Linked DNA regions of Homo sapiens: region 1 is linked to region 2. A link is an interaction called in ENCODE POLR2A ChIA-PET data of the cell type or tissue named here. Cell type or tissue: GM12878. All regions are shown on one strand.

Region 1 (5,000 bases), 52 kb after region 2:
TACTCCATTGTGCCAGATAAAGTTATTCTAACTCTGTTACATACTTCATGTTAGTACTTGGAAGACACCTTGGAAATACCTAGTACATTTCATCAGGTGTTGAGGGACTGAATAATACTGGTGTAAAGTTGAATTTTTCTAACTGTGTAAACCAGTGGGCTTGATAAGAGAGCTCAGCCGACGTTACGTCAGAAAGGGCCGTCCATAAAGTGGTTCTGCAAATGCTGATGTCAACCCAGGACACACAATTAGAGGCCTCAAAGAATATAACCACCTCACTTGTGCTACTACCCAGCCCTGTTTCACAGTGGTTGGGGATCAGAACCTCTTCAGGGAGTGTATGCATTGTAATTGTATCTGTTTATTCCTCCCCCCACCCCCACCACGCACACACTAGGCCATCAACTTCTAGTTGGGTAGGATTCATTTTTGTAACCTGGTGCCCTAGTGCCATCCCTGGCACTTACTATATGTTCAATAGATAATTCTTGAATAAAGAATACATAACCTGGTGAACAATACAGAGCAGGATCTCAGCAAATCCCAAATTGTGTGAAACTCATAATATCGAGCACAGGTGCCATAGGAGGTGGAGAAACATTCAGTGAGGCACCCACAGGCTCTGCGCTAAGCAGGATACAGAGTGGAGTAAGAGGCTGCCAAATCCCAAGGACCTCGCAGTCCTGTGATGGGGACAGATGCAAGAATGCCCCCGAGAACTGGAGAAGGGAATGGAGCTCTCGGAAAAAGCTCAGTCAGCGCCTAAGGGATAGGAAAAGCTTAGTAGGGGGTGACACTTGAACTGAGTTTTGAGAGAAGGGTAAAGTGCTTCTATATAAAAAGGAGGGACATTCCAGGAAGAGGGAGCAACCAGGGCAAAGGCACAGAGGCCCCTGGGTCCACTGGGAGAATGCCAGGCCGTTTCTTGAGAAATGCAGGACTGGACATAGCTGAGGGGAGGACAGATGGTAAGGGACTGGGCTCTCCTCCTCTGGATGAGGGAGAGTCCCAGGAGGAGTGTAAGCTGCAGAGTGCTTGAGAGATCACCCTTGCGGGAGTGTTGATGGATTGGAGGTGGCCGAGCTAACGGGGCCACTTAGGAGAGGGTCATCAGATTTAACCTTTGCAGGTATTGGGGTGGGGGCATGGGGGAAGGGCACTGCTGCAAGCTGAGTTCTTTGAAGGTAGGGATGACAGCATTTGGTGACTGGCTGACTGTGGGGAGGGGGCTGGGAGGAAGAGGGGAAGATTCAGGCTTATTCCTAGGGTTTTGCTTAGCCACTGACTGCACTTGATGATGCAGGGAATACAGCGGGAGGGGGAAGGAGGATTGGAAAGGTAAGTTCAGGAATTACTTTTGGACATTTCTGTTTCCAGGTGCCTGAGGAACATCTAAATCATCAGGTTATGTCTGAAATAAAGGGAGAGAGTATGCAGATTATTGCCTCTACGGGTCTGGATCTATTGATAAAGGAGATTTGGGCGGGTGGGGGGGCAAGAAGGAGTGCAGAGAAGAAAACCTGGGGAACGCATATCGCTGGGGAGGGACAGGCCATGAGGAGAACTAGGAGCAAGTGCTTTAGGGAAGAGGAATTTACCAGAAGCCACAGAGGGCCTGAGCATGAGGGCTCACACCTGTAGTCCCAGAGCTTTGGGAGGCCGAGGCAGGAGGATTGCTTGAGGCCACATGCTCTAGACTAGTCTGGGCAACATAGTGAGGCCCCATCTCTAGAAAAAGTTTTAAGTTAGTTGGGAGCAGTGGTGTGTGCCTATAGTCCTAGCTACTTGGGAGGCTGAGGTGGAAAGATAACTTTAGCCAAGGAGTTCTAGCCTGCAGTGAACTATGATAGTACCACTGCACTCCAGCCTGGGCAACAGAGCAAGGCTGTCTCTTAAAAAAAAAAAGGAAGCCACAGAGAGAGGCCAGGTAAGGACCCAGGGTCTCGTGGATTTTGCAATGGAGGTAAACACAGTGTGGGCTGATGCAATCAGTGTTTGCTGCCCTTGGGCGCTTCGCTTCACCTCTAAGGGGCTCTGCAACGTGATAGAGTTGGGCCAGTGAATTTGTCAGGTGTCTTCTGGCTGTTACTTTTGTCTGTGTGTGAACCTTTGTTTTAGGCCATTTCTGTAGTTAGTGAACAGAGCAGATAGAGTCCAGTCATTTTGCAGAAATGTTTCCATTTGGATGATGAAACAAGCTTGATTGCTGAAGCTGGTGCACTCATCCCATTGGCATGGTGCTAGCCGAGACCTTTGAAATACCTGAGGACACCTCTTGCCTGTTTATAGAGGTTGCTTCTGTCTGCTGAATAGGGCTTTGTAATTAACCAGGAGGTGCATTTAGCGACACTGGCCATTTTTCTCTGCATACCAAGTCTACAACATCAAAGAAGAAATTTAGGATGAAAGTTCTTTAAAATCTTAGGCCAGGTGCTGCAGCTATTGCCATTGCAAGGACCTGCGGCAGTCCTGTTGGAAAATGTTTGTTCTGCATGTGTTCCATGCCAGTTGTTGGCAATAAGATTCTAAGGTTTTGGAACTAGACTACTGCAATGAAACAACTTTCTCTGTTAGGGAAGTGTCCTGGGCTGTCAAGAATTATCATCAAGAGCAGCAGGTTTTATAAGATACATGGACCTATTTGGCATTTACCAGCCCATGCCGCTAGGATAGAGGGACAGGGCTGGGCCCCAAGTGTGGGCTTCCCGGAAGAGCCAAGCACCGGCTGCTCATATGGGATGGGTGGGGGTGGTGCAGGTGCCCTGCATGGGTTCCACTGCCCTAAAGAGGGTACAAAGGCCACACCTCCGTGTGTCTGCCAGGGCTGGGTTCAGAGCCTCCCTGGCTTCCTGGGCACTCTGCCTATCACACAGCGATTCCAATATGATCACATGTTCAGAACAGCCACACTTGTCAAAGCAAGGAGAGAACACTTCAGCAACGTTCAAAAACATGTCTCCAGGGATTAAAAAAAAAACACGGAAAGCTTCATTTTCCTCCCTAGTGGGGAAGTCTTCCTTACTCACAGCCTCTTCCTGAGTTGGTGTCTGTCGTGAAGCATTCTTTGGAAGCATAGTAAGCGGAGGGTTTAATTTACCATAGTCGTACACATTTGCACAGAATCTAAAGTTTGCAGTGCGTTTCATCATCTTTATGTGAATCTCATGCAGCTCTTACAGGGAAAACAGGAAGAACTGGCCCCATTTTCTAAATGTGGAGACAGGAGGAGGTGAGATGGCTCGCCTCTGCCCAGCCGACTGGGAAATGCAGAGCTCAGAGAGACAGCAAGTCAGGAGATGTTGATCCAGGGAGCTTTTCACTCTGCCACCCACCCCATCGATGGAAGCACCGACATTATCAAGGCTGCATTTAGATTTCAAAACAAAAGCAAGCAAACATGCCGGGCTCGTGGTATGCTGTTGTTTTAACCGAAATGATACAGCTGAAAGGGTGAGCAGCCATCAGTGCTGTGAGCGAAGCGTGATCACACATCTTGTATGTTTAGCAACTCAGGAGGTAGCTGAGCCTGGAAGTGACTTTCCTGGTATGTAGCAATTCAGAGAATACAAAACCACATTCATTATCTGAAATGGGCTCAGCTGCTTCTGTGTTTTATCATATAGAGCTGGGAACTTTGATGTGTGTGGTGTGTGCGTGTTTTGCTGCATATACAGATAATCACACAACTGGAGGCTTCAGCCTTGCTGTTTACACACACACACACACACACACCCCAGCAGATACATCACACACAGACTTCTCACCTGTTACGTTACTAACAGTGGTGCTGGTTTGTTTGAACAGTGTTTGAACTTATCAATAACCTTCCTCCAGAAGGCTCAGCATAGCTATAGCATATGCTGTGTGTGGAAAATATAACCTAAGAAACAGAATGGAATTGAATCATGACCACTATTGCTATGAGACAGAATCCACAGCGATGGAGTGGGTGCTGGGGTCAGACTGCCTGAGTGTGTACCCTAGGTGAGTCACATAATAGCTGGGTGAATGGCCAAGTTTTCACCTTTTTTCCCTCATTTGGAAAATGGGATGATAATAGGAGCTATCCTGAAGGGTGATGATGAGGGTTAAATTAACAATATAGGTAAAGGCTTAGAACAGTGTGTGGCAGATGGTAGGTAAGCCCTTAATAAATATAAAATATCATTATTTGTGTCCATCATTTGAGATATATCTCACATCTTATCCAGAGGACTCCCCAAACACTCGTGTTGTCACTTCTCTTTCCTGTCTCTGGGTTCCTCTACAAGTCAGTTTTGTACCATGCAGTCTCGCATTTGATGACATGCAGCATTACTTAGTTCTGTGAATGATTCGTGTGTCTTAATGTCACTTCCCCAACAGACTGTAAATTTCTTGATGGCAAGAACCATGTAACTGGTTTTTGTTAGATTTCTGCAACTCAAGACCCAATCCTGGGCAACTGTTGGACACTTAAACATCCTTCATCACTAGCTGCGTTCATCACTAGGAAAAAGTAAGAGAAATCTGATGGTATGGGATTGTAAGTGGGTATTAGATCCAACAGCTGAAACTTAAGATGTGAAGATGTATATTGACACACATGTGCGTACAAAATGTTTATAGCAGCTTTATTGATAATAGCCAAAAACCAGGAACAACCCGGATGTCCTTCAACAAGGGAAGGGTGACCCAGCCCGTGATGCATCCGTCACACTGTGGATTGCTGCTCAGCAACGAGGAGGCACAGACTCGATACGGGAGCCAGCCTGGGTGACGCTCCAGAGAACTACCCTGAGTGGAGAAGGGCAGTCCCACCGTGTGATTCCATTATTATCACATTCTTGAAATGACAGAATTATAGAAAGGAGAACAGAGGAGTGGCTGCCAGAGTTTAAGGAGGGAATGGGGAAAGGGGGAAGAGCAGCATGCGGGATCCTTGTGACGGAAGCGTTTTGTGTCGTGTGGGTGTCTGTCAGTTTCCTAGCTGTGATACTGTACCATTGTCTTGTAAGATG
Region 2 (5,000 bases):
AAATCATGCTGAAGTATTTAGGAATAAAGGGACGTCATGTCTGCCGCTTACCTGAACTGATTCAGAAAATAATAACGTACATGGACACATACATGCATACATACACACACACAGATAATGATAAGGTGATGTAATCAGATAAAAAATGTGGGAATCTGCTGAAGGGTATAAAGGAAATTTTTGTACTATTCTGGCAATTTTTCTCTAAATTTGAAATTGTTCCAAAATATAAAGTTTTTTTTTTTTTAATATTGCATTGCCAACACCCTTGATCACACAGAGGATATCTGTAACTCTGAGTTGGAAAGTTATTTAAAAGAAGTAGGATTTCTCGGCTGGGCGCGGTGGCTCAAGCCTGTAATCCCAGCACTTCGGAAGGCCGAGGCGGGCGGATCACTGGGTCAGGAGATCAAGACCATCCTGGCTAACACAGTGAAACCCCGTCTCTACTAAAAATACAAAAAATTAGCTGGGCATGGTGGCGGGCGCCTGTAGTCCCAGCTACTCGGGAGGCTGAGGCAGGAGAATAGTGTGAACCCGGGAGGCGGAGCTTGCAGTGAGCCGAGATCGCGCCACTGCAATCCAGCCTGGGCGACAGAGCAAGACTCCTTCTCAAAAAAAAAAAAAAAAAAAAAAAAAGAAGTAGGGTTTCTCTATTGAGATAATCATATGATTAAAAACAATATTTAAAAAAAGAAGAAGGGTTTGAAGGTGAAGATATTTTTAAAATAATTAACCAATTTATTTCACTCATATTTTCTTTTCTATATATGCAAAAGCACAATAAATAAGCAAAGCCTATGTCTAACTGAGTTTAAAAGAGCTCTTTATAATGAGTTTACAACAAAAATTCTAAATGCGAAGGAAATACTGTATTATAGTTTAATAGTTAGCTGTTTTTCTTTCTTCGTGGTACATAAAATAGTGATACATCCTTGAATTATAAAAACAAAAAAAAGTACATAAATATTTTTAACTCTGACTTTGCCACTGATTAAATGTGTGACCTTGGGCAAGTCCTGTGCACATGTTTTCCCCATTAGTAAGACTGGATGACAATATTTACTGTGCAGAGCTGTTAGTGTTATCAAACCCCAAATTTTGGGTTCATGTACCTGATATACAGCAAACCTAACACCGACACATCAGCACTTAGAAGCAGAGGAAGGTTTATTTGACTCGGCTAAAGCAAGAAGGCAGGAGAAGCAGCCTCTCAAATCCAATCTGCCTTTTAACATAACTGGGGGCTTTTATGAGCAAAGCAGGTATGCAGGAGATGGATTCCCCCAATACTCAAAACTGTTTGAGTTCCTCGGCCCAAACAAACTCCTAGATGCTATCAAGGAGGTCTGCATGACCTAAGGATCATTGTTCTTTGAAAGAAAAACAGTTCATCAATCTTGCAGGCAGCCCTGGGGGTTAGGGTAGGAAGTTAATCAATTACTAGTGACTTCCCTCGTGCAAGCAAGCATGCACGGAGGAAGAAAAGGACAAGGAAATAAGTAAAGTGAACATCTTATGATCTTTATAATAAAGGCTTAATTACATTGGGAGGATTAAAACATCATTGTAACAATAATACCAGTAACAATGACATTTAAGCCAGTGTGTCTACTTGTCAGGCACTGCACTATCAAATACCAGCAGCAAGTCTGGCACAAAATAGATGCTCAATAAATGGTAGCTATTGAATCAGGGCCACACATTTAATTGATATTATGATCAAGATGTTCAAGGGAAAAAATACTATTACTTATTTAATGTGGAACAAGTCTAGTCTTTCTCTTGAGCTCCCACCTGCTGGTTAGGAGGCAACAATGTTATTTGGATCCTGTTTAGAGTATTCTCAGAGCTGAGCCCTCAAATTGTATCAGTCTTACTTATGCACCTGTCCTGTTGGCCGTCCTTGTGCTGCCCCTGACACCTGCCTGCTCCCTAAGGCGATGTGGGGAGAGGAGCATATACATTCCAACGTGCTGTAAGGATAGAGATCCTGGCCGGTCCCTGTGAGGCAGGAGAATAGGGCCTGGAGGCCATGAACGTAAGGCTGATCCATGCTGACTTCCTAGAACAAAATCAAATGGAATATAAATGGCTTTGTAACCTCACTTCATCCTCTCCATTTACACCGTTTACACTTTGTAACTTCACATTCATCCTCTCCATTTACATAAACCGCACACACAGTGACATCCTCTCCATTTACATAGACCACACACGCCAAGTGACATCCGCTCCATTTACACTTTGTAACTTCATATTCGTCCTCTGCATTTACATAGACCGCACACACCAAATAACATCCTCTCCATTTACATATTCTGGGCACATTCTGAGTAAATGACTTTGTAACTTATCTTCATTGTCTTCATATACATAGAACATATACCAAGTAACCAGTGGAAAACGTCTAGAGAGTATTGAAACCCCAGAAAATTCTGTAACCAGGGCTCATGAGCCCCTATGCTCCGGCCTGCTCCCACACTGTGGAGTGTACTATCATTTTCAATAAATCTGTGCTTTTGCTTTCCTCACTTTGTGCGTTTTGTCCAATTATTTGTTCAAGACGCCAAGAACCTGGACACCTTCCACCAGTAACACCTGGATGTGCCCCTGGCATGCATGGGTCCCCACAGTCACCTCTGCCCCTGGAGCCCCTGGGGGCCAGGGTAACTCTCAGTCTGATCTTGGGGCTTGTTAGAGGTGCAGGATCCCTCTTGGATTGCCATTGCTGTCACCTCCAGCCAGCCCGTTGGCCTGAGTGCCACCTTCCCTTGCCCAGGCCAGGCCCTTGGGCAGTTCATTCAGCCTCTGTACCACTCAGGAGAAAGCGAAAACTTAAGGTTCCTCAGCTGACCCTCCTGGCACCTTTCTGAAGGTGGGCTCCAGGGCCAGAGGCAACAGCCTCCTCCTTGCCATGAATATCCTCATGGATCCAACACCCTATCTTCCAGACTTGGGCCCAGGAAGAAAAATCAGAAAACAAGCTTCTGCCTCATTGGCCTTCCAACCTCTAGTACCTCCTCCTTTCTCTCCCATGACTCTCTAGGTTCCCATGGGGCTGGCTGCTCTCCCAGAGCCTCCCTGACTCCACTCTCAATGGTGGCCTGGTCTTCCCCAAGCAGACCATGGGGATCCCTAAGAGCCTCTAGGCTTTGTCCTTGATATGCTAATGGAGGAGATAAAGGAATCCCAGCACTTCTTCTCTTCTCAAAGCTTTCAAAACCAGGTCTCACACAGCCTCTCCTGCCTTGGGACAATAAGCCTTCTGGCTCCCCTGGAGGGAGCAGCTGCAAGAAAACCAAATTCAAAGCAAGAAGTGAAAATGCAGTGGTTTAAATTTACAGAAAGATTCTCGTTTGTACATTATTATGATAATTATGGCCCTGGGAATCCGGGTGAGGTCTCCAGAGCTTCAGTACACACTTCAGGCAGAGCATTTGCAAATTCATGGTCTTAAATCCTTAGGACAGAAAGATGTGAAGGAAAGCCAGGGAAGCAGAAGTCCTTAGGAGACCTGGGTCCTGAACTCTCCAGAGCTCATGGATCTTCTTGGATAATGAAATTCAGGGGTTGGAAGAGGCTATTTCTAAGGGAGGGCTTTCAACTCGGAGAGTCTCTGGCCAAAGGTTCTAATTCCAGTACTTCCAATTTTTGATTAACACTGCCAAATACAATCACAATTTTAAAATTCAGGGTACTTAAGGAGTTTAGGATATTAGGTTCTGCCAGAATAGCCTCTGCAGGGATGTGGAATGGCTGCATCCATCTGCCCAGGAGAAAGAGGGATGGGTACTGGGGAGGGTTCATTAGCAGGAAACTTTCCAGGGCAGATGAACACGAGGACAGAGCCCAGCTGAAGGGAACCAACAGGGAGTAGGAAAATCCAGAGCAAGATGGCAGATGTGAGGAACTGAGTGGGGTCAGTCTGGAGAATCTCACCAGCAAGTACAGAACCAGTTTTTGTCCCTTCCCATGCTCAGCAAGCCAGTAGCATGTTGATCTGCTAAAATAGCTGCCTACAGGATTTTCTGCCTCAATTCCTGACCCCTCCAATCACTTCCCCACCCTACAGCCAGAGAACCCACCACCTTTTGGGATCTTCCCATTGATCAGGATAAAGATCATGGCTGACAAGGCCCTGCATGGTCAAGGCCCAGCGGTTCTCAACCCTGACTGCATATAGGAATCATATTGGCCCAATCCCAAGGGATTCTGATTCAGTTAATCTGGGATGAGGTCTGAGCATCAGTATATATATAATATACTAATATATATTTATATATACTGGTGTATATATACATGTATACTGATATATTTTATCAGTATATATTTTTATTGATTTTTCTATATTATATATAATATATATCTATAAAAATATAAAATATATCTATATATTTAAATATTTGTTTCTATATACTGATATATTAAATATATATTTATACTGATATATACTTATATCAGTATAAACATATTAAATATATATTATATATAAATATATACAAACTATATGTTTATATATATTTAATCTCCAGGTGATTCTAACTGGCACTAAGGATTGCCAGCCCCCTGCTTTGGCCCTGCAAACTTCAACCTTATCTCATGACAGTCCCCCTCTCGGTTTCTTTGTGGCACAGCAACATTGCCCACTTTGCCCCAGTCCTTTTTTTTTTTTTTGAGACGGAGTCTCGCTCTGTCGCCCAGGCTGGAGTGCAGTGGTGCAATCTCGGCTCACTGCAAGCTCCGCCTCCCAGGTTCACGCCATTCTCCTGCCTCAGCATCCTGAGTAGCTGGGACTACAGGGGCCCGCCACCACGCCCGGCTAATTTTGTTTTTGTATTTTTAGTAGAGACGGGGTTTCACCGTGTTAGCCAGGATGGACTCCATCTCCTGACCTCTTCATCCGTCCACCTCGGCCTCCCAAAGTGCTGGGATTACAGGAGTGAGCCACCGTGCCCGGCCTGCCCCAGTACTTGTAATATGTCAATCTGCCTTTCCCT

What was found. ChIA-PET counts read pairs that join two places held together with the same protein. Peaks named below come from ENCODE experiments on the same cell type or tissue, not always from the same donor. Only the 100,000 strongest peaks of a DNase experiment are listed, where the experiment ranks them.
Region 1: POLR2A ChIA-PET joins it to region 2 with 5 read pairs; 2 of 35 experiments call an interaction of 5 or more read pairs at or near these places.

The regions. Positions count from the first base shown.
Region 1 is chr14:95,522,050-95,527,049 of GRCh38, reverse strand. No RefSeq gene overlaps it. Among named protein-coding and RNA genes, the nearest start is that of SYNE3, 7.9 kb to the right of the region's middle. RefSeq lists a cis regulatory region at 2,539-2,941 and an enhancer at 2,964-3,258. In GM12878, no CTCF peak of the experiment used is centred here; no DNase peak of the experiment used is centred here.
Region 2 is chr14:95,574,494-95,579,493 of GRCh38, reverse strand. All of the region lies in intron 1 of LINC02318 (long intergenic non-protein coding RNA 2318), which reads right to left. Among named protein-coding and RNA genes, the nearest start is that of LINC02318, 3.4 kb to the right of the region's middle. RefSeq lists enhancers at 1,831-2,752, 2,753-3,675. In GM12878, no CTCF peak of the experiment used is centred here; a DNase peak (open chromatin) is centred at 2,243; H3K4me3 peaks cover 352 bases; H3K27ac peaks cover 869 bases.